Linked DNA regions of Mus musculus: region 2 is linked to region 1. A link is a loop called in an ENCODE intact Hi-C map of the cell type or tissue named here. Cell type or tissue: heart. All regions are shown on one strand. Links, peaks and the distances in the headings refer to the core of each region. The heading gives the core; the rest is flanking DNA.

The links. A loop is a pair of places that touch in the nucleus more often than their neighbours do. Peaks named below come from ENCODE experiments on the same cell type or tissue, not always from the same donor. Only the 100,000 strongest peaks of a DNase experiment are listed, where the experiment ranks them.
Region 2: it touches region 1 in a loop (4-fold over the local background); 6 of 42 quality-filtered maps call a loop at or near these places.

Annotation. Positions count from the first base shown.
Region 1 is chr2:85,172,278-85,184,264 of GRCm38, reverse strand. No RefSeq gene overlaps it. Among named protein-coding and RNA genes, the nearest start is that of Lrrc55, 20 kb to the left of the region's middle. In heart, for the core only: no CTCF peak of the experiment used is centred there; a DNase peak (open chromatin) is centred at 5,654.
Region 2 is chr2:85,122,108-85,134,094 of GRCm38, reverse strand. No RefSeq gene overlaps it. Among named protein-coding and RNA genes, the nearest start is that of Aplnr, 8.3 kb to the left of the region's middle. In heart, for the core only: CTCF peaks have their summits at 6,737 and 7,961 (motif pointing left); a DNase peak (open chromatin) is centred at 4,384; H3K27ac peaks cover 1,171 bases.

The sequences.
Region 1 (11,987 bases), core at 3,010-8,009:
TCGAGGCCAGCCTGGTCTACAAAGTGAGTTCCAGGACAGCCAGGGCTACACAAAGAAACCCTGTCTCGAAAAAGAAAGAAAGAACGAAAGAAAGAACGAACGAACGAACGAACGGAGGGAGGGAGGGAGGGAGGGAGGGAGGGAGGAAGGAAGGAAGGAAGGAAGTAAGGAAGGAAGGAAGGAAGGAAGGAAGAAGCTGGCTGGTTTATGGGGAGAATTATTGCTGACCCTTACTTTCAACTCACTAGACTTAGATAGCAAAGATCAGAAATAGATTTTGCTATGTAGACCAAACTAGCATCAAACTTTCAGTGATCTTCCTGCCTCTGCCTCTCAAATGCTGGAATTATGGGTGTGTGTTACTATGTCAGGAAGTAAAGAGTTTTGTTGTTGTTGTTGTTGTTGTTGTTGTTGTTTTAATGAATGCCAGTGTGACGGGGTTACAAGAAAAAGAATATCAGCATGAGTCTCTCCCACTTTACATTTAGCTCATAGAAACATTCAAGAGGATACAACATGAAGTCCTACAAATATATATACCAATGTGGCTGATATTTGTGATATTAAGGATTCTGTTTCTATACCAAAGCCAACATATCTCTATATGTAAATTAAAACCCAAAGCAATTTAAAGACTTGACATAGCAAAACTAAATCTTGCTAAGGGCTTGATTCCCCTTAATATGTTGCTTTCATTCATCCAAGTAAATTGATTGTAGCCTCCATATGCCAGGGTAGGGATTCTGGTGATCAATATGATAATCTCACTGTTCTTCCACACCGGCTCTATACCAGACTATGTAGGATAAGAGAGTGAGTAATGAGGGTGGATCAGAAAACAAACAAAAATCATTCCAATCTCACATGTCAGGTGCTGCAGAAGAGGGGAAAGTGTTGGGATGAGTTTGAAGGAGAAGGTCTTCTTTGAGTAGGGCAGTGTAAGCTCTAGGCTGGCATATTTTATGTAAATCTAAATGGAAACTATTGGAAGTTTTTCAGCATGTTTATGTTTTTGTTTGGTTTGGTTTGTTCTGCTTTGTTTTCATTGACCATTCTGGATGCTTCACAGAAAATATTCAAAAGGTGAGGAGAAATGTAAGCTGAAATGCCAGGGGGAACCTTCAGTGTGAGTCCAGGGGGAATGTTTTCTGAAGGGGCACAGGGGTTAATGTGAATGGGGGACTTTGGGGATAGATTTCGAAGGGAAAACAATGGGATTTTGAGGCACCAGATATTGAGAGAGCGAGTACAAGCAAATAATCAAAAATACCTCCCATGTTTCTTTGTCTTCAATCAGCTACAGTCATACTCAGCAAGAACCAAATAATGAAAAAATAGCTTAATTCTAAAAATGGGACCAGTAGCTAGTCAACAATCCCAGTGAGTAAGATGGAAGTGGGGGAAAGGAAGCAGATATACAAACAAATGCATAATGTCAGGAAACAGCCCAAACCTGCGCACTCAGACATTGGAGTTGGGGGAAAAAAAATGAGACTTGCAGCCTTGGTTTAAATAGAGTGCAATTTCATTCTGGTGTCCCAGTGGACATTAACTCAACACTACAGCTCCAGGGACGGGCGTTTATAACAAAATGCAACAGTGATGTGCCAGAGGCAGAATATCAGCCCAAAGCTGATTTGTGAAGGAAAATGTAACATCCCTCAGCTGTAGACAAGGAAGAACACCCAGGAAATACACAAGAACTGAAATAGGTCCACCGCCGGGCGTGGTGGCGCACGCCTTTAATCCCAGCACTCCGGAGGCAGAGGCAGGAGGATTTCTGAATTCGAGGCCAGCCTGGTCTACAGAGTGAGTTCCAGGACAGCCAGGGCTATACAGAGAAACCCTGTCTCGAAAAACCAAAAAAGAAAGGGTCCAGTTGTGTTTGAACTGGAAACATCATATTGAACCACATAAAGAAAAATGGGAACAAATTTCCTGTCCTCATGACTGTTGAGGAGTGACAGGGATTTTGGTGAGCTGATCCTCTTAGGATGATAACATTGCAAATACACAAAACCGTGATAATTTTTGTAGCACACTGAACACTAAGTACTTTACTTAGAATACATCATTGCTCTTTTACAGCCATCATAGGGGACAAGCACTACTGATCAATGCAGAGTTTAATTAAGGGTAAACACTAGGCCATACTGCCTGGGTTCAAGTTCCAGCACTGCCACTTGCCAGAAATGTGACTTTGAGCAGGAAATGTCATCTTTATGTGCCTGAGTTTGACCGCTTGTAAATTTAATAGGATATGGTAAAAACTTCATAGTTCCTCTGGGAAGTGTACATGAGGCTCTGAATGGCAAGAGCAAAGAACAATGCCTAGCACGAAGTGATAATCAATAAACAACAGTGGCTGTTAGAATCCTCCCTCTTGCCGGGCGTGGTGGCGCACACCTTTGATCCCAGTACTCAGGAGGCATTTCTCAGTACTCAGGAGGATTTCTGAGTTTGAGGCCATCCTGGTCTACAAAGTGAGTGCCAGAACAGCTAGGACTATACAGAGAAACCCTGTCTCGAAAAAAAAAAGAATCTCCCTCTTTTCCTAGGAAATGATTAGAAGCTGAGAGATGTATAACTTGCCCAACTCCAAAGAGTTGACATGTGTGAAATCCAGAGCTTGAGCCTCATCTGCCATTCATATCCAGTGCCCTAAAATACTTTCCTATTCCAGATAGGTGACCTATCCCCAATCTGGGATTTAATAGTTGTGCTTCAAGTATTCATATCAACTGTATTGGGCTGGCCCTGTAAATTAACTTAAACTAAAAGAGAGAAAGGACAGCGACAGTTCTAGACCTGGTCCAAAGCAGGGCTGGCAGCTTCTGCTGTGTGCTCTTGAGAGCCCCAATCTATCTATCTATCACATAGTTCTCTCCCTCTCCCTCTCCCTCTCCCTCTCCCTCCCCCTCTCCCTCCCCCTCCCCTCTCCCTCTCCCTCCCCATGCCCCTCCCCATCCCCCTCCCCATCCCCCTTTCCTTCTCCCTCTTCTCCTTCCCATTCCCTCTCCCTTCCCCCTCCCCCTACCTCTTTCCCCTGTCTGTCTCTCTTCTCCCTCCCTCTCTCCTACAAGGAGATCTGGTGTGTGTGCATGCCTGCATGTGTATACACACACACACACACACACACACACACACACACACACACACAAGTGAACCCGTGTGCATATGTATGTGAAGGCCGGAGAACGACACTAAGTGCTGTTCTTTGGAAAATGCCTACCTTTGTTTTGGAGGTAAGGTCTCTTACTGTCCAAGAGCTCATCAGTTAGGCATGGCTAACTAGCCATTGAGCCCCAGAGATCTGCCTTTCTCTGTCACCTCAATTCTGTAATCAAACCCAGGTCCACATCCTTACGCAACCACCCTTTACAAACTGAGTCATCTCCCCAGCCCACCTCTGATACAGTAAGTTTTGTTCACATTAAAGTCCACCTAGATGATCCACATGGAGAGGGAAAAAGTCTCAGCCCTTCAAATGTTTCAGCTAAGATTAACTTTCTCCCAACCACCTGAAGACACTAGATACATTCATAGATACAGCTGGAACATTCTAGACCCAGCCACCCTCTGACCTCATCTAACAGAAAACCCTAATGGTGATCAGTCAAAGAACTGTTCACTAAAGCTACAGTGACAATTGTTTCTTCATTGCTTAATTAAACCTCTGTGGTTTTGGCAATTTGTTCGGCTGCAATATAAAATTTAAATTACTAATCCGTAAGAAAAAGACTTCATGGGAACAAAAAGTATGCAGCAACATAAAATTAAAATCCAGAATGACTATCCCATTCTAGACACAAGCTCTGTAATATAACCACACAGGTTTAAGTCCGCCACCTACCTACCACTGATAAGTATATTATTTGGTGCCACAATGCCAGGAAGACATGACCTACCTGATAGCATTTATGGCAGCGAAACAAGAAAGAATCCACATTGATGGGCTTAGAATAGTGCCTGACACTTAGTAAGAATTCAATGCAAGACTAGCTTCCGCTTTTATTATGATTCAGAATTATGAACTAGTCAAGTTGGTCTGTGCAGGGAAATGGTGTGAGCCTATGTCCTGCTTCTGCCTTCCAAGGGCTGCTGCTGGGAATCTGTCTCGTTTTCCTTTGCCTTAAGACATTCCCATGCAAAACATTGCAACAATTGTTAAAAGACCTTGCTTGGCAAGGACAACAAAATTAACAAAGATGAAAGAATGACAGCTCTCCTCACACTAGTCTTGAAGAGTACTGGCATCTCCAGCAACTGTGCAAAATGGCATTATAACAGAAATGGATCACACAGGCATTTTTTCCCAGAGGAAAAGTCATTTTCAATTTGGGCCCAGAGTAATATGTGACTTCTTCCATGAAATGAATTTTAAAACCCTCTCTCACCCTCACAACAGTGGAAGCTATTGAGCTGCCAGAGATTATAAACTCCTGGACAAAAGGCAGCAGCCCATGGAGTGAGACATAAGGACAATACTGAGCCAGTAAGTTACATACAGAAGACTGTAATAGAACTACCCAGCCACAGCCTTGATGGACAGAAAAGAAACAAAGTCTTCCTTAGAATAAAAGGACTAACTAAAGTTTCCTTTAAGCTGTTGGTCAATCAATAATAAAGACCTTCAGAGAAGGGAAAGATATGGGTAAACCAGATCACAGAGCATAAGAGCAACGACACCAGTCTGGACAGAATGGAATAACTAGCCACCAGCATGAACATTCTCACTAGACCTTTTGGTGAGATAGAAGTGGGCACTACTTTTTGGTGTGTGTGTGTGTGTGTGTGTGTGTGTGTGTGTGTGAGTGAGTGTGTGTGTGTGTGTGTGTGTTTACCTGTTGTATGTCCTGTACTGTTGCATCCAAGATGTACAGTCCATGCATGCACTGGAGATATAGCTCAGTTGATAAATCCTGAAGTCCTAGGTTCATTTCCAGCACTGCATGAAAGTAGGCACAGCAGCACATGCCTATAATACTTAGCACTCAGAAAGTAGAGACAGGAGAATCAGAACTTCAAAGGCACCCTTAGCTACTTAGAGAATTTGAGGCCAGAAAAGTTCCTCTTGTACCATGTATGACAGACAAATTACAATTGTATGAGCCCTACTTCACTGAGTCTTGGGATTCTGCTGCCATGGATTGGCACCAAATGAGGACACAGTCTACTCTTTCTGAAAGTACTTTATGATACTGAAGGATGCTGGTAGTTACAGGAGCCAGCTACAGTGCTGTAGATGAAGCCCTGGGTCATAATTCAAAAGATTTATTTATTCAACAAATGTTTGCTGAGAGACTGGTGTGAAGCAAGCCTATGTTTAGTCAATTTAATTACTGAAGACCAAAGAAACTTGAGGTTCTGACTTTGAACTGCATCCACAGTGCCGAATCCATAGCTTTCTACAAGTGTCTAATAAACAGCATGTACCTTGCCACTAATTCACAAGTTAGTTTACCTCTCTGGAGATTTTAGGTGTACCCACTTATTTAAGAAAATAATTTAAGTGGATCACAGCAGAATCTCTCAAACTTCTACAAGTACAGTAACTCCTTGGGGATCTTGTTACAGTGTGTGCTGAAGCAGAAGGCCAGGAAACACCTGGAAGTTGCACTCTTGACAAACCTCCAGCATCACTGGTACACAGAGCATAGTCTAAGAAGAAATTAGCTATCTCTCAGGAAGAAAGGCTGGATACAGCCAATGGACCCTCCAACTCTTGTGTTTTACATTATACGTGATGGTAGAGACTGCAAAATGGGGGAGAAAATCTGAGAAGGGGATGGGTGTGACACCTGGTATGAATCCAGGAGGTCGATAGAGGTTTCTCCCTGGAGCCAGCAGGAAAAGCCCACTCCTTTGTCATACTGTATAAACAAAGCTTTTGGTGTCTGTAAAAGGAATCAGAAATAATTTTGCTGGCTCTGAAGTCCCTGTCTCTTAATGATTCTTCCTGTTTTTCTCAGCCGGATCCAAGAGAATGAGAAAACAGACCTAGTGAAGGTCAGTTGAGGTCATAAGACATCGCTGGAGAAGGATGCTGTCATCCTACACTGAAATAAAGAAGGCAAATGAAGATCTAGTCCCTCATCCCTGTTTTTTCTATACTGATTTCTTAAAGAATTCAACTCAATACCAGATTTTTATTCTCCACACCAAGTCCATACCATCTGATTCCAACAATGTGCATTATAATTGCCATGTGCTGATTTGCTATGTGCCCCAGATGATGGCAAGATAAGGTAGGGTCAGGACCATCTAATTGCTCATGATCTACTACCAAAGGAAAGAAACATGGTCACAGAACACAGGTCATAATGAAGAAACAATAAAGGCATAAGAAATAGATTCATGTGTCTTAAATTTTTACAAACTATTAAAAGGATGGACCATCTAGAGACTGCCATACCTGGGGATCCATCCCATTATCAGCCTCCAAACGGTGACGCCATTGCATACACTAGCAGGATTTTGCTGAAAGGACCCTGATATAGCTCTCTTGTGAGGCAATGCTGGGGCCTAGCAAACACAGAAGTGGATGCTCACAGTCAGCTATTGGATGGATCACAGGGCCCCCAATGGAGGAGCTAGAGAAAGTACCCAAGGAGCTAAAGAGATCTGCAACCCTATAGGTGGAACAACAATATGAACTAACCACTACCCCCCCCCCCCACCGGAGCTCATGTCTTTAGCTGCATATGTATCAGAAGATGGCCTAGTCGGCCATCAGTGGAAAGAGGCCCATTGGTCTTGCAAACTTTATATGCCTCAGTACAGGGGAATGCCAGGGCCAAGAAGTGGGAGTGGGTGGGTAGGGGAGGGGGGTATGGGGGACTTTGGGGATAGCATTGGAAATGTAAATGAAGAAAATACCTAATAAAAATGCAAAAAATTTTTACAAACTATTATGGGTTTTTTCCATTAATCCATTCATTTATTCACTTTACATCCTGATTGCTTACCCACCACCACCACCTGTAGTTCATTTTTTAAAAAGCATCAAGGAAAACTTGGTGGAGATGGATATCTGAAGACAGGTGTGGGCTTTTTAAAGAAGATGGAAATGGGTCAATCCAAGTAGGGGAAAAGTCCAAGAGAAGGCATACATGGGATGGAATAGTGTCTGTTCAGAATGAAATCTAGATAACTAGAACATAGACATTTGCAGAAAAGAGTCTGCTGTAGAGGATCTAAAATATAAGGTGAGGGCTGTACCTATAGAGGCTTAGTTCTTTCCCATTCTTAGCTTCTGATAGGCATGTCCTACATACATACACACACACACACATACATATGTGTTTTCTCTCTCTCTCTCTCTCTCTCTCTCTCTCTCTCTCTCTCTCTCTCTCTCTCTCTCTCTCTCTCTCTTCTTCCCCATCTTTAAACCATCTTTAAACTTCAACTAGGTATGGTGGTACACAACTTTAGTCCCAGCACTTGGGAAGCAGAGGTAGACTTCTGTATGTTCAAGCTCTGGTCTACAAAGCTAGTTCTAGGAGAGCCAGAGCTACGCAAAGAAACCCTGTCTTGAAAAACAAAAACAAAACCAAACAAATCATTCCTTCAGAAATGGTACCATGATTATACACAACAATTCATTTGTTCAGCATGTTTATAATGAGGCACGTTAGACTGCTACACCAGGCAGGAGAAATAGAGCAGGGGTCACACCACAAAGCTCCAGGGAGCCAATGTCTTGATCCATTTTGTGCTGTTGATATAGAAAAACTAAGACTAGGTAATTTATAATAAACAAAAAAGTGTTTTCCATACTTTTAAAGGCAAGGGAGTAAAAGAAGCAGAGCTCACCATTTGTTAAGAGATTCCTCACTGAGTCATCAAATGCAGAGATGCAAAGATGAGAGGCAAAGAGAGCCATATGAAAGAGTGAACAAGGAGGGAAACTTATCTTGTTTATTCATTTAATTTTCTCCATTAATTTATTTATTTATTCACTTTACATCCTGTCTTACTCAGGGTTTCTATTCCTTCACAAACATCATGACCAAGAAGCAAGTTGGGGAGGAAAGGGTTTATTCAGCTTACACTTCCATACTGCTGTTCATCACCAAGGAAGTCAGGACTGGAACTCAGGCAGGTCAGGAAGTAGGAGCTGATGCAGAGCCATGGAGGGATGTTCCTTATTGGCTTGCTTCCCCTGGCTTGCTCAGCCTGCTCTCTGATAGAACCAAAGATTACCAGCCCATGGATGGTCCCACCCACAAGGGGCCCTTCCCCCTTGATCACTAATTGAGAAAATACCCCACAGCTGGATCTCATGGAGGCATTTCCCCCAACTGAAGCTCCTTTCTCTGTGATAAATCCAGCTTGTGTCAAGTTGACACAAAACTAGCCAGTACATATCCCAATCACTGCCCCTACCTCCCTGCCCCACCTCCCAAAGTCCCTCCCTCATACACCTTCTCCTATTCCTCTGAGAGGGTACCCACCTCGACCCAGTTACATCAAGTCTCTGCAGGGCTAGGCGTACCCTCTCCCGCTGAGACCAGACAAGGCAGCCTAGTTAGGGGGATGTATTCCACAGACAGGCAATAGCTCCAGTTGTTGGGGGACCCACATAAAGACCAAGCTGCATGTCTGCTACATATATTAGTGGAGTTAGGTCCAGCCTGTGTATGCTCTTTGGTTGGTAGTTCAGTCTCTGAGAACCCAAAGGGTCGAAATTAGTTGACTCTGTTGGTCTTCCTGTTAAGTACTTTTCCCCTTGGGTTCCTCAGTCCTTCCCCCAGGTCTTCCACAAGATCTTCCCAAGCTATGGTTCTCTGCATCTGTTTCAGTCTGCTGCTGGGTGGAGCCTCTCAGAGGATAGTTATGATAGGCTCTGCTATTCCTTGACAATTTTGTGGTATATATTCTGCATACTCACCCCATCCTCCTTATCTCCTTCCCAGTCTTTTTATCCATCCCTTCCTCCTACAGATCCTTTCCCACATTCACAGCCTCCTATTTGTTTTTTCAGAATTTCCTATATGAACACAACGCATCATATTGAAGAGTAGTGTTATCTGGCCATTCAGGATATTGCCTATCTAGCTAGTCTTTATATGAATTTTTAATTTTATTAAAAAGTAGTGGATTTCCACACGGCATTTCCATATGTCTTTTCTTTTGGCTAACTTTCTTTCTCTCTGCTCTGCCCTCCTATCCTCTAGTCCCCGTCCCTGCTTGAACTTTTCCATGTGTGATGCTCTCCCTCTGTGTTCATGTCACTACCTACATTCAGTCAACTTCCTTCCCTTAGGATAACCCCTCCTTCCAATACCCTTCTAGAATTCCTTTTTTAAAGAATTATTTATTTTATGTATATAAGGACATTGTAGCTGTATTCAGACACACCAGAAAAGGGCAGCTGATCTCTTTATGGTTGTGAGCCACCATGTTTCTGGGAATTGAACTCAGGACCTCTAGAAGAACAGTGTTCCTAACCACTGAGCCATTGCTCCAGCCCACCTCTAGAATTCTTAAAGGTCTTAATCCTTGACATTTCTGCACTGGAGATTGTTACTAACCCATAAGTTACTAACTTTTTTATACTTGTGTCCTATTATTTTTTATTAATGTGTTTATTCACTTTACATCTCAATATCAGCCCACCCATTCCTCCCAGTCCTCATCTTACACAGGTCCTCCCCTAAGACCCCCCCCTCTTCTCCTCTGAGAAGGGAGAACCCTCACCACCACCACCACCCTATTGCACCCCTAGCCCATCAAGTCACTGCAGGACCAGGAACATCCTCTCCCACAGAGTCCACAGTTAGGGGACTGGGATCCACAGTCAAGCACAGATTCAGGGACAGCCCCCACTCCAGTTGTTGAAGACCAAGCTGCACATCTGCTACACATGAGCAGGGGCAGAAGGTAGGTTCATGCTGTGCTCATTCTTTGGTTGGTGGTTCAGTCTCTGGGAGCCCCCAAGGGTCCAGGTTAGTTGTCTCTGATGGTCTTCCTGTGGAGTCCTAGAGGGACACATTTAAACCTAAACCATAGCATGTGAATGAACAGTGCGTGTGTGTGTGTGTGTGTGTGAGAGAGAGAGAGAGAAGAAAGAAGGAGAAGGAGAAGGAGGAGAAGAAGAAGGAGGAGGAGGAGGAGGAGGAGGAGGAGGAGGAGAAATAAGAAAGAGAAAGTTTAGGATGCAAACACTAGCTGCATTCTGGAATAAAATTTCATGATTTCTTCCTACCCCACCCCCAGTTTTACCTCCTTGATGAGGATAATTACACATATTCCATGAGGCTGTTGTAGGTATTATCCTTTGGGGAAAGATTTTCATAGTTTGTTGGGCACAGTGTAGACATTCATTACCCATTTTGATCTTTATTCAGCCATAAAGAGAAGTTACCAGAATAACCAAACTACAGGGTCCCTTTTAGCTCTGTTCTGCTTGGACAGTTCTAAGACTCCTCGGCACCTGTAACTGTGCCCACTGACCAGGGTCCTGGCTCATCCCAATGAGTGAGGCTCCATCTGTCCCTGAGCAAGAGTCTTCTCCGGGGTGACCTGAAATGAAGCCAAAGGGATCAGGCAGGCATTAATCAGACACTTCTCTGGTTGTGGCGCCAGCAGGGCCAGGCAGTGTTCTGGCTATTTAGTTTCGCCTATCAACTTCCACACCGTTCTACCAACCCGTTGCCATGACAGTGAACCCCCAAGAGGCACCTAGAAGTAGCCAGAGCTAAAGAGGAAAGTTCCATTGATATCAATCAATCTGATTCAGTCTTGGTTGATTTGAGAGTCCTGGAGTAAGAGATAATACCAATTTAAATTTGCTGAACAATTTTTGTTTCTAAGCTAGACAAGGTGTTAGGTGCTTTGTTTCAATTGTCTCGCTTCATATTCACATTGGTACCCTGAAGTTGAAATCCTCATTCCCACTCAACAACAATAACAACATCAACAACAACAGCAAAAGACTGATTTTTCAGAGAGTTCACCATTGTCACACAGATACGAAGTGGTTAAGTCAGGACACAGATGTGCGCCTCTCAGAGACAGCATGATTTCAAAGTTACCCTTCTTTCAAACCACCTGAGTCACCTCAAAAACTAGTACCTTTTTCCCCATTCCTGAATATTCTTGAGAGGTCAAAAGGCCAGCTCTTAGGAAATTTGAATCTGTGAGTGGACAAAGCCAGGCCACGAAAAATATATATTTAAAATTTTTCAAACACAGTTCTAATTTCAAGTATTCTGCCTGTTTTCCTCCAAAGAAAGAAAGGAAGAAAGAGAGACCAAAAATGCTAGCATGTTGGTCTGCAAACTATCACCTTCCCAAGGGACTGTTCACATCTGCAAACAATACAATATTTAATAACATCTGTCAGACCCTGTCAGAACAATTAACTCTAAAGAATGCTATCCCTGTATTAAACACAAGATAACAACTGGTAAGCACTGGCTTTAGCTGCAGGGCTCTGTACAAGCGAGAATTCTAAAGGAAAGAAACCTTCTCAATAGTAAACTCAAGTAGCCAAAGAACTCACCAAAAGAGCAAGCTGACATTCCTTCCTGGCTACCCACACCCCTTACAACATCACTCTGTTGATCTACAGAGGCCAAGCACTGGGAATCCATGGCTGGGAAAATCCATCTGGTTTTTGTGGCCCCAGACATCTGGATTCCCTAACCCCAGGCAACAGGCCCAGAAAGAAGTTATCCAGCCAGTGTATTGATGCTTGGGAAACCATTTGGAGGGACCTCTGCCAAGTTATCTCCCTCCTGAGCAAACAACATGTCTCACTATCTAAGGATCAACACAGCCGTGTTTATATATACTTAAACTATACCTCTCATTAATTAATTAACTCCCTGGGTGGCCTTCAGCCAGACTGCTCAAGCTTTCCCTTCAATTTCCTTATCTATAAAATAATGTAGGGATTAAGCTGGGTGGTTTCTAAAGTCACTTCCTTCTCTTGCTCTTATGACCGTAGAATCCTACTGTAAAGGAACAGGATGGACACA
Region 2 (11,987 bases), core at 3,735-8,734, 51 kb after region 1:
ATACTGAGTGTCAGGCATCCTTCTGTACATTTTATTATCTCTTTCAATCAGTAAAACAATGAGAGGAATGGGCAAGGAGATGGCATGGGGCCTGAGTTCATATCCCCAGCACACACACATAAAAGCAGGGAAGATGCCATGCATCTGTGATCCAGTATTAGATAGAGTAGAGACAGCAGCCAGCTTAGCCAAGGTAGTCAGGTCTAAGTTCAATGACAGACCCTAAACAAAAAATAGCAAAACTGTTGAGACTATCATTCTAATAGCAGACTCTGGCTTCCATATGTACAGGTGAGTACACCTGCACACACATGAGAGAGAGAGAGAGAGAGAGAGAGAGAGAGAGAGAGAGAGAACTTAGTAGAACAGAACTTAGAACTTTCATTTGGCCTCAGCAGAAAGATGAGTGAGGAAAGAGACACAAGAAAGGTAAAGTGACGCTAAGATAGCTGTGGTTTATGTACCTACCATTGCCAGAGAGAACACCTGGTTGGCTGTGCTAATTGAAAAGATAACATGGCTCTGCCTCTAGAACACTGTGCTTCTACAGAACAGTAGTCATCCTACTCAATTCTGCCGGGAACTGGGGCTTCAGCAACCAGGGAGTATGCAAGCCCAGTTGCTTCTTCTGAACAGGTGGCAGAATGACAGTGTGGCCAAGTAGAAATGGTTAACCGTCAGTCACTTCAGAACTTGTTGCCTATCAGGAGGGACCACATAGCTGGACAGGAGGCAATTTTCCCCAGATGAGGAGAGTAAACACTTGTGCTGTAGCCATTCCGGGACAGAGACTGATGCTGACATCACACGCGTTTCTCTCTTTCTTTCTTTCTTTCTTTCTTTTTTTTTTTTTTTTTTTTTTTTTTTTTTTGCTTCCAGAAAGATCCAGGAGCAACCCTGGGTCACTGAGGACACAGAAAGAGAGGAACATGAAAGCTTCAATAGCCTTGAAACAAACTTCCTGTCTATCTCTCCCAGCTGTCCTGCCTGGATTCCAAGCCAGATGAAAACCCAGAGTTCTCCATGGGAGAAAATATGAATGTACTTCATTAATTATTCTCTGTCTCAATGGAAAGGGAAGGGAATTCGGAGCCTGGGATGGTACAGGGGTCAATGATCTGTGCCTGGAATGGTGGGATGCTGATAAGACCCAGACTCCAACCTAGAGCAAGCTGGAGCCAGATGGCCTGAGTGATCCCGACACTGACAGCCAGGCTCACTCCTCACCCAACCTGGTGCTGATCCATCCCTGTCTCCCACCACACTATCCATCACAGAAGCTGTAAGATTGGTAAACACAACTGAGGTTGCAGGCCAGACTGATGTGCCCCAAGACTCAGAGGCTACCCATACCCCAGCCCTAGGACTGATATCTCTCTGGCATCCAACCTCTCTGTTTAGCCCCGAAAATGTTTGTTAAATTAAAGCTTTAGAGGTATGCTTAGAGGACTGGTGATAACGTGGGTCTTTACCTCAGGACCATTCTACTGTAATAGCAAGGGCGACTTTTGGCAAAACTGATTCTAAGTTATCTACTTGCAGCCAAGTGGTAAAGCAGTAGCTAAGGCAGGGTTGTTAGCCAGAGTCCCCAGGGCTAGGTGACCTAGGAGAGGAACAAGAAGGTTTCCTAGGGGACTTCTCTCCCCGAGGTGATTTCAGTTAGGTATTGTGACAAGTCAGAGATAAACAGTTCCTGGCAGAAAAGTGTCTTGGCCCTGTTCCATGAGAAGGGCCAAAATTGCTAGCAGAGTGAAAATTCTAGAGTTGGGTTCAGAAGTCTTCCCCAACTTTCCCCACAAGCTGACTCCTCACCTAGAGAACAAAGCCAGCCTTGGCTGTGATGGACACTGTCATGTGCACTTAGTGAGTGCAAGTTTTATATATGATGTAAGGCCACTTAGATGTGACATCTAGGGATCCTTGTGAACAGACTGCAGATAAGTGTATAAATGCATGTGTGTGCGAGGGTATGCCTTGCTTGCATGTGCAATAAATGGGTATACATATTTATGTGTGTAGGGGAATGTGCTTTCTTATATAGAGTGGGGGTAGGAGTGTGCCCTGGACTCACACAGCTATGTCATAGTTTCAGAGGACTAGATAAACATCCTGCCTAAAGGACAGGAAAGTGTGGCTAATTGGCTCTCTCTAAAGCTTTGAGTTGAAGAGGAAAGCTAAAGCCATCTGCTGGGACCCCACCCAGACCTGGCTCAAGCTCTGTGCTGGGACATCAAAGTAGAAGTGTAGCCTTTCTCTACCCCTCACTGACTTCTCACCCCCTCCCTTCCAGCGCTCTGCTCTGCCCCTGACTTCACAGGTCTGCTTTGAACTCCACAGCTTGGGAACTCACCCAGGCAACAGTCTCTCTCTCTCTCTCTCTCTCTCTCTCTCTCTCTCTCTCTCTCTCTCTCTCTCTCTCTCTCTCTCTCTCTCTCTCTCTCTCCAAGAGGTAGCCACAGCTGTGTCCCTAACAGCTGGTTTGCTATCTGAGGAAGCTGGGGGTGGAGGGGAGATGGGGAGAAACAGGGAGGTAGATATAGCTGAAATTTAACTACCTGACTACCTGCCTCACTCCAATAGCGCTGCTATTGTCTTCAGCCAGAACACTGCAGTACCACCCCAGCCCTACTCCTTATCTGACCAAAACCAAATGGTCATCTTTAGCAATTAAAGCTAATCTCCCCCTTACATCCACCCCACCCCCTCTGATATCCCTGCCACCACCCGTGCTCTAACTCATTCCACCATTTGGTACTACTTCCAGCTTCTTGACCCTATTTCAAACTCTCTAGGCTCCCTGAGCACCCTGAACAGGAAAGACAGAAATAATGCAGCAGCCTGAGGCCCAGGGATATGAGTTCCAATCCTTTCCTACCTATTTGTCCATTCACTCAACTCAACAGGTGTTTGTTGAACAACTAGTGTGTGAGAGACTGGGGCGGGGGAGGGGGGCTCTGAACACATCACAGAATAATTCAGGCTTAGTCTCTGATCCCCTGTACTTGCTAGGGGTGAGGAAGTGACTGGTGAGCGAAGGCAGAGCACTGGGGCCCTGATAAACACCACAAAGGGAGTTAAGCCAGGCTAATGGTGCAGAGAATAAATGAAAGCTGGTAGTTTGAGCAAGCATTGTCTGTGGAGGCCTCATGGGGGTCTCTGGAATCCTAACTGAAGCTTGCTGTGTCTGAAGCTTGAATGATCAGCTGGCTTTGTAGCCCAACCAAACCTCCAACCACACACACCCCCAACAAGTTTCTCTATCTGTATGAGAAGACACTGGACCAGTCTGGTCTATTTTTTTCTATGATTCTGGGGACTGTGGCAGCAGCTCCAATAGTGGCTGGGCAAGTGGCTTTCTTTCCAGTGAGGTCAAAAGGGAACAATGAAGGGACCTCTCAGTCACTAAATGCAGGGTCAGATTACAATCAGGGCACCAAGCCCTGTCTGATGGATTAGAATGGGATCAGCAGGAATCTGGAGGTCTCTCCTGATCTCTCTTATACTCTTACTCACCAACACACCCACCTTTGCGCGCGTGCGCGCACACACACACACACACACACACACACACACACACACACACACACACATAGAACCCCATCCATGGTAACTCTAACAAACCCATGTGAATACCACCATACCACCACCATGTGTATAACCTCAGAAGGGACCGACCGGAGCCCTCCTCAGGATGGTGTGGGTAGAGATTGAGCTCGTGGAACCTGGAACAGGAAAGATTTCTAATTCATCAAGACCTTTGGTTCCTAAGTTGAGGCCGTAGGCCATAGAAGATAGTAACAGGGGAAAGGTAGGTAGCGTGGGGTCAGCACCAGCATTGCATAAAATCTTTCGGAAATGGCACGGTCCCCTTTCCCTTCACAAGGATAAACCTCTAAATGCCACGCAGCAGTGGCTCGAGCCTGGGTTTGAGCAAATCCGTGCGGTGGCTCTGGTTCCTCCCGTGCTGCTCAGCAGGCCTTTGTTGAATAAAAACTGAGAATCATTATTATTTAATAAATGGTGTGGGTTGGACAAACACAATCCTTCCCTGACGGGAGCTCACCGGGGAAGAACAGGAAAGCAAGCAAAGTGGCCTTTGATGGTAAAAGGTTGAGGCTACTAAGCTATTCCACACATTGGGTTTCACTGGGGAGGAAGGCAAGGTTCAGGGAAGGAAAGGGCTTTGCCCAGTTGTCCCTGGGCCACCCAGTCGGCCCCTCCCAGGCCCCCAAGAACTCCTGCAGAGGAAGCCTTCTCCCCACAGCTCCCTGGCCTTTGTCTAGCTGTGATGAGGGACTCCCGGCAAGAGGCAGAGGGCAGGAAACAACAGAAGCAGGAAGGAGGTCAGGAAGAGGCGGATGAGACCCCAGCCAGCTCACACTCAGCCCTACCAACCTTCAGGACAGCAAAGCAATGCTTCCAAAAATATTTACACGAGTCTAAATTAATGAGGAACTATATCAGCTCTGACAATGGGAGGATGTGGGGCTGGCCCTCCAGGGGAGAAGACCAACGCAATCAGGCTGCAGGCACTGCAAGGGGACCGGGTCTAGGGGAAGGCTAGCCTTGTAGCTCTAAAGGAGGAAATCCCAGCCTGCCAGCACTGGTGACAACAGTATCTGTCCATCTCCCTGAGGAAAAGAGAGCATGCTGCATTCTCAGAACTATACAAAGTGTCTTCACCCTGCTTTCCCCGCTTCCACGGAGTGCAGAAATCTCCTCTACTTTACCCTGAAGGGCACCTTAGGACCACTGTGTACCTCCATTGACCAGATGTTCACTCTTGGCCTTGACAGGCCATTCTCATTCTAGTCTGAGCAGCCCATCACTTCCCACAGGGTCACCATCAATAAAGCAGGGTTCAAAGGAAAGAGATTGGAGCCTGTGCTGCTACTCGAAGTCTTGAAAATCTAACCATTGCAAGACTCAGTTTCCTCGTCTATAAGGTGGGAGTGATTTGAGAGACGGTGTGTCTATCTTTATCACCTGGGACTGGCGATCAGAGTCGAAAAGAATGTGAGGGTAAAGTATTATCACGTTCCGAAAATGCTGAGGGCCTTGTGGACCAAGTTATGGGGCCACAGAAGAAAGAGCTTAAAATGTCAGAGGACTGAAGTCAGTCAAGACCATGTTGCCAAACTCAAAATCGTCAAGGTATAGAGACAGTCAGGTGCCCAGCAATGACTCATGACTAGATAAAGAAATGTGGTATATATCCACAGTGAAATTTTATTCAACCATAAAGAATAAAATGATGTCCTTTGAAGCTAAATGGGTGGAACTTGACGTCATCCTGTCGAGAATAATAAGCCGGTTTCATGAAGACAGACATGGTGTTTTCTCCCATGTGAGAGATTTAAGCGAGGGGCAGGGCTTGGAAGAGAGAGAAAAAAACATTAGGGATGTGAAAGCGAAAAGGATGAGGAACCCAGAGGATGAGAAAGACCAAAGAGGGGTGATTGTGATCAAAGTACGTTAGCAAACTGTATGCACATACAGAAATATCAGTGTGACATTCCTTACTTATACTTTATAAAGCTTTATAATCAATTTATATGCTAATGAATATGGGAATAAAGTTAGATAAGGCTGCAAAGTTGATCTTTTCATCCCAAATAAGATGCAGCTTATCCCTGCACTGTCGCCCTCACTGCACAGAGAAACGAGCATGGAAATCTGGTCTAGCAAACAGTGAGAGTTGTGAGGGTAAAATACACGCTAAGTGTCAAGGATGCCAAGGAAGAAAAAGAATGTGACCATGCCTCATCAGAAAGGTTCACACAGAAGCTCTGCCAGTGCCTGAAAGATACAGGAGTGGATGCTCACAGGCATCCATTGGACAGAGCACAGGGTCTCCAATGGAGGAGCTAGAGAAAGGACCCAAAGAGCTGAAGGGGTTTGCAGCCCCATAGGAAGAACAACAACAGGAACCAACCAGTACCCCCAGAGCTCCCAGGGACTAAACCACCAACCAAAGAAATCACATGGTGGGACTCATGGCTCTAGCTGTATATGAAGCAGAGAATGGCCTAGTCAGTCATCAATGGAAGGAGAGGCCCTTGGTCCTGTGAAGGTTCTATGCCTCAGTATAGGGGAATGCCAGGGCCAGGATGCAGGAATGGGTGAGTTGATGAGCAGGGGGAGGGGAGAGGGGATAGGGGGTTTTCAGAGGGGAAACCACGAAAGGGGATAACATTTGAAATGTAAATTTAAAAATCTAATAAAAAGAAATAAAAATAATTTAAAAAAAGAAAGAGAACTACAAAAGGAAAAAGAAAAAGAAAGAGAGAAAGAGAAAGAGAAAAAGAAAAAGAAAAAGGAAAAGGAAAAGAAAAAGAAAAAGAAAAAGAAAAAGAAAAAGAAAAAGAAAAAGAAAGGTTCACACAGGTTCCTTGTAAAAATAATAATAATCTGGATAGGCTAGGATAAATAAAAATAAGGTTCACCTTTTTTTTCTACTTTCCTCATCAACTGCTTACACATGCAAAATCAGTTATGTGGCCTGTGTAATACTCCTATTGGACAAAGCTGAGACAAAGATCAGACACCAGCTTTAGCCTCTGGTAGTAGCTTAGAATGAGGGGCTCGTAACAATCAGGTACAGTTTTCCGGACTGAAACCAATATTTAGGAGAGGATGCAGTTTGGATCTTGGAATCATGGATAATTTGTCATGAAGCTGAATCAGAGAGAAGTGATTTCTTCACTCTCTAAGCCAGAGTGCCGCTACTGGTGACAGCCAAGTCTTACATCCTGATACACTAAGTTTATTAGCAGTCACTTTTTTTTTTTTCAGTCTAATTTGTTTTGTGTTGTGGGGGGAAGGGGTGTGGGTGAATATATGTGTGTGCATGTAGCTGCATATGTGGGTTCACATGCATGTGTGTGCAAATGTACATGAAGGCCAGATGTCAAATCTTGAGGTTCAAGATATTACCCATCTTGCACATACCTTTTTTTAAAAAACAGTATCTGTCACTAGCCTAGGCCTTACTTATTCAGCTAAGCTGCCTAAGGGGCCTCAAAGATCCACCTGCCTCTACCTCCCCAGCAGGCATGCAGCACCATGCCTGGAATATCTGACATGTGCTCTCACATCAAACTCAGGTCTTCACGCTTACACAGTGAGCACATACCAACTGAACTAGCTCCCAACCAAGTCTATCTTTTAAATAATACAAAGTGAAGCTGGGGAGATGGCTAAGCTGTTAAGAGCACTGGCTGCTCTTCCAGAGAACTGGGTTCAATTCTCGCTCACAAGTATCTATAACGCTAGTCCCAAGGTCCTGACTCCCTCCTCTTGCTCACAGCATGCCCATGGTGTACACACATATGTGCAGGCAAAACACATACATGCATAGAATACAGTAAAAATTAAATAAATGTTAAATGCTATCAAGTTACATGTACTTTACAGGTTGGTAAACCGAGATGCAGAGGGTTCCATCACTGGTTCAGCATCATGTGGCTTCTGAGTAGTGGAAAGACCTTGACTTCAGGGGACTAGAAAGATGGTTCAGTGGCTAAGAGTACTCACTGCTCTTGCAGAGGACATGAGTTCAGTTCCCAGCACCCACGTAAGGTGGCTCACAACATGCTAAGATTCCAGCTCCATGAGAATTTAACACCTCCTGCCTCTGTGGGGCATCTGTGCTCACATGCACATAGCCACATGCAGGCACATACACATAATTTTTAAAAAAAAATTTTTTTTAAAGATAAAGATCTTGACTTTGACTCCAACAACCTGAGTGTTATGTTTCCAAGGAAGGATATTTTTCAACCCAGCATGCTGCTTGTGCACACAGAAGTGAGGGGCTATGGCTTTACTGAAGAAGATCTGCAAAGAAGTCTCAGAGATGGGCTGGAGAGCACTGACTGCACTTCCAGAGGTCCTGAGTTCAATTCCCAGCAACCACATGGTGGCTCACAACCATCTGTAATGGGATCTGGCGCCCTCTTCTGGTGTGTCTGAAGAGAGTGACAGTATACACAAACATAAATAAATTAATTTTTCCCTATTAGTCAGGGAAATGTGAATTAAATCTACTTTAAGGTACCCTAGGCATAATGATTATTAACAAGAAAGCTAGCAGTAGGTATTGGGGAGGCTAGGGAGAAAGAACACTTATTCACTGGGGTAGCCATTGTGGGTACTAGTGCAGAAGGTTCCTCAAAGTGCTAGAGTTAGAACTACCACATGATCCAAATATTCCATTCCTGGGCATAGCCCACCTCAGAGACACTTAATTGTCTGTGCCTAGTTACTATAGCTCGAAAATGGAGTCAGACTAGGTTCCATCCACATGTTATTACAGATGAAAATAGGGTACAGATACACCACAGAATTGAATTCAACTATAAAGAAAATGAAATTTGTAGGGGAATCACTGGATGGTATACTGGAAAGTATAATATTAAGTGAGATTATTCGTGTTATTTTTTTTTAGACAGTATCTCCCACTGAACCTGGAGCTTGCCATTTTAACTAAGCTGTCTGGCTTGAAAGCCTGGGTCCACATGTCTCTGCCCCCATCAGCCTTGGAGTGCCAGGCATGCACCCACAATCCTGGTTTTTACATGAGCTCAGGGGTCGCAACCCAAGTCCTCAGGCTGGTACAGCAAGCGCATTACCTACTGGGTCATCTCCCCAGCCCACTGTTGAATGTTTGTTCAATGAAAATAGGGTAATAATTAAAACAGCTATGCTGACTCTGGATAGGAAATCGACTAGCTCATACCCAGGTGTGTTGATGTAGTCACACCTCAGTTTAAGCAGCTGCAAAATGGAACACACTGGTTGTCAGAATTATGAAATGCTAAAATTGAGGGCTAAAGGGCTGAAGAAATAACTCAGCGGTTAAGAGCACTGACTGCTCTTCCAGAGGTCCTGAGTTCAATTCTCACATGGTGGCTCACAACCATCTGTCATGGGGATCTAATGCCCAATTCTAGTGTGTCTGAAGACAGCGACAGTGGACTCACATACACGAAATAAATAAATAAATCTTGAAAAAAAAATGAGAGCTAAGTCTTCTTCTGCCTTCGCAGAGTGAGCACACGGTAAACACTTCCCGCTACAGTGCTGTTACTTAATCCTCACAGCGACCCTATGGGAGAGTCAGGAATGATTCTGAAATGATGGTCTTCCCAAGTTATAAATTTCACAAACTGGGGAACAGAGATGAAGACGCACACTTAAGTCCCTCCACTTCCAAGTACTAGAATGGGATTCAAATTGGAGACTGTTGGTCCCAAGGTCTACAGTCATAACCATCAAGCAGTATAATTCATGGTCATAAGCAACTCACAAAGCCACAGTATTTTTAAATCCTGCTTTTCTTTTCTTAATGACACTTCCCATCCTAATTTCCTTCCGCACAAAATATTTAGCCCTTAGTCAGGCATTGGTGGCACATGCCTACAACCCAGCACTTGGAAGGTAGAGGCAGTAAGATGAAGAGTACAAGCCCAGCCTGGGCTACATGAGAACCTGTCTCAAAAATAAAATAAAATAAAATAAAATAAAATAAAATCAATCAAAGAGGTATCGTCTGTCTGCCCATGGCTGTTCTGTTGTTGCTTCATTGCTTGCTTGCTGTTTATTTGTTTGTTCATTTGTTTGTTTGTTTGTGACAAGCTCATTACATAGCCAAGGTTAGCCTTGGATCTGAAGTGATCCTTTTGCCTCAACCTCCAGAGTCCTGGGATTGCAAGTATGCAATACTTTACCCAGCTCTGCCCAGTAGACTAGCACATCACTCTGTGCCAATTGCCCCTGCATATCTGAAGGCTCTGCTTGTGAGTTGTCCATCATCAGTTCCCAGGCACTTCCAAGATCACAGGTACACAATTTTAATGTATCTTGTCAAAAAGACAGGATACTGGTGCTACATTATGCCTATACTTGCAGCTCCTCTGGGCTGCTGTGGTTGGTCAGATAGAATAAGGCACTGGATATAGATGAGCTCTGCTAGAACACCCTGCAGAGCCTGGAGGGCATCTTCAGTGCCTATGACTGCTTGGTGATGCTGACCTCTAGTGGCCAGGTCCTGGTACTCAGCCTCATCCTTTCTCCAGTGCAAGTTTGCAGCACTGCCTTGTAGACCTGCCTCAGGGACTCAGTCAGACCTGTCAGGATAAGGCCCTGCTATGACTGACATCTTCTCTTCTTCAAGGACCTCAGGTCTCGGGAACTGCTAACCCCAGTATCTTGTAGCTTTGAAACTGGGTGAGCCCTTTAAAAAGGAGATTTGCCAGCAAGCAAATTAGCTGACAGTTTTGAGGATGCACAGGCCCCAGATCCCAGCATAGATCCCCAGTGACCCCAAAAATCAATCTCACACCCCTCTACCCTGTTCAAGGTTTTGACGTACTTTTTCTTTCTTGAAATGTAGTTACAGCACACTGTCATGACACAGTATTATGTTATGACATTGACAGAGAAAAGGGATAATCTTGTCATACTATTTTCTCTTTGGGTAGTACAGGCATAAAACCAGGAGGCGTTGAATTAACCTCAGCCTTATGCATGACTCTTCCTTAAACATGTCACTCTGCAAAGATGACACAAGAAAGAAAGACTGAAACTGTTTGACTAAGGAAAATTATGGGCTAGAAAGAGACTGAGAAATTGCTTTACTAAACTGATAATTGGTGACAAAAAGAGGACAGTCACTGAAAGCAAGACTCTCATCGCTGAGTACATAGCACCACCTTGTGGTTGCTTCTAAGACTAGCATTCTGCCTCCACTCTTCTGCAAAGCCTGCCGAGTATATAATATACATATGTATGGGAGCTTTTAAAAACTTAAATAATTTTTAAATGCACTTTTTACAAAACTTTTCTTAAGCGTTTTGCCTAGTTTTCTAGGCCCTTCATCTGGACCTTTTTATATCTATGGACTTTGGCTGGAGTCTTTTGTGCCGTATCTACTAATTTTAGCATTTTTAAAGGTGTGTGCATGTTGAGTTGGTCAAAGTAACATATGCAGGGATACAGTGCTTATTCAAAGATACCCCAGTCTTTACTCTAGAAAAAATAAGCACTATTATAGGAATTTGATGAGAACAGGGAGGAGAGAGAGGAAAGATTAAGATTGTAGTATCCTATTTCATTAACTGTGGTCACCCTGATAAGACATATGAACTTCAGCACACTCTGTGCTGACAGACAATCAGAGGCAGACAGAGATCATCAGTAATCAAAGAGAGCTAGAGTTCCAGGCACCTGCCATTCACTGAGCAGTCTTGCCTATTTCTCCTCTTTGGAGGACTCCAGTTTAAGCCCAGTGGTGTCAACACATACCACCAAGGCCTCTGCCTTCATGGGACGTAGAGCCTTGTGGAATAATTATTCACTCTAGATCCCAATATCTTCCCCCTCTTGCCAGTCCTCCCCCAAAGCTCCTTCCACATCCCCTTCTCCTCTGTGAAGGGGACGGCTCTGCCACATCAAGTCTCTGAAGGACTACACACATCCTCTCCCACTGAGGTCAGACAAGGTAGCCCAATTAGGGTAACAAAATCCACAGAGAGAAAACAGATTCAGGGACAGCCCCCACTCCAGTTGTTGGGGGACACACATGAACACCAAGCTGCACATTCTGCTACATATGTGCGGAGAGTCTATGTATAGCCCATGCTACTAGCTCTTTGGCTGGTGGTTCAGTCTCTGGGAGCCTCCAAGGGTCCAGTTAGTTGGCTCTCAGTCTTCCTATGGAGTTCCTATCCCATTAGAAACCCTCAGTCCTTCCCCCAACTCTTCCGTAAGAGTCCCTGATCTGTGAGTCTCCTCATCTGTTCCCATCAGCTACTGGGGGGAGCCTCTCAGAGGACAGTTATGCTAAGATCCTGTCTGCAAGCATAGCAAAATATAGTTAATAGTGTCAGGGATTGACTCTTGCCCATGGGATGGGTCTCAATTTGGGGCCATCATTGTTTGGCCATTTCCTCAGTGTCTGCTCCATCTTTGTCCCGACATATGTT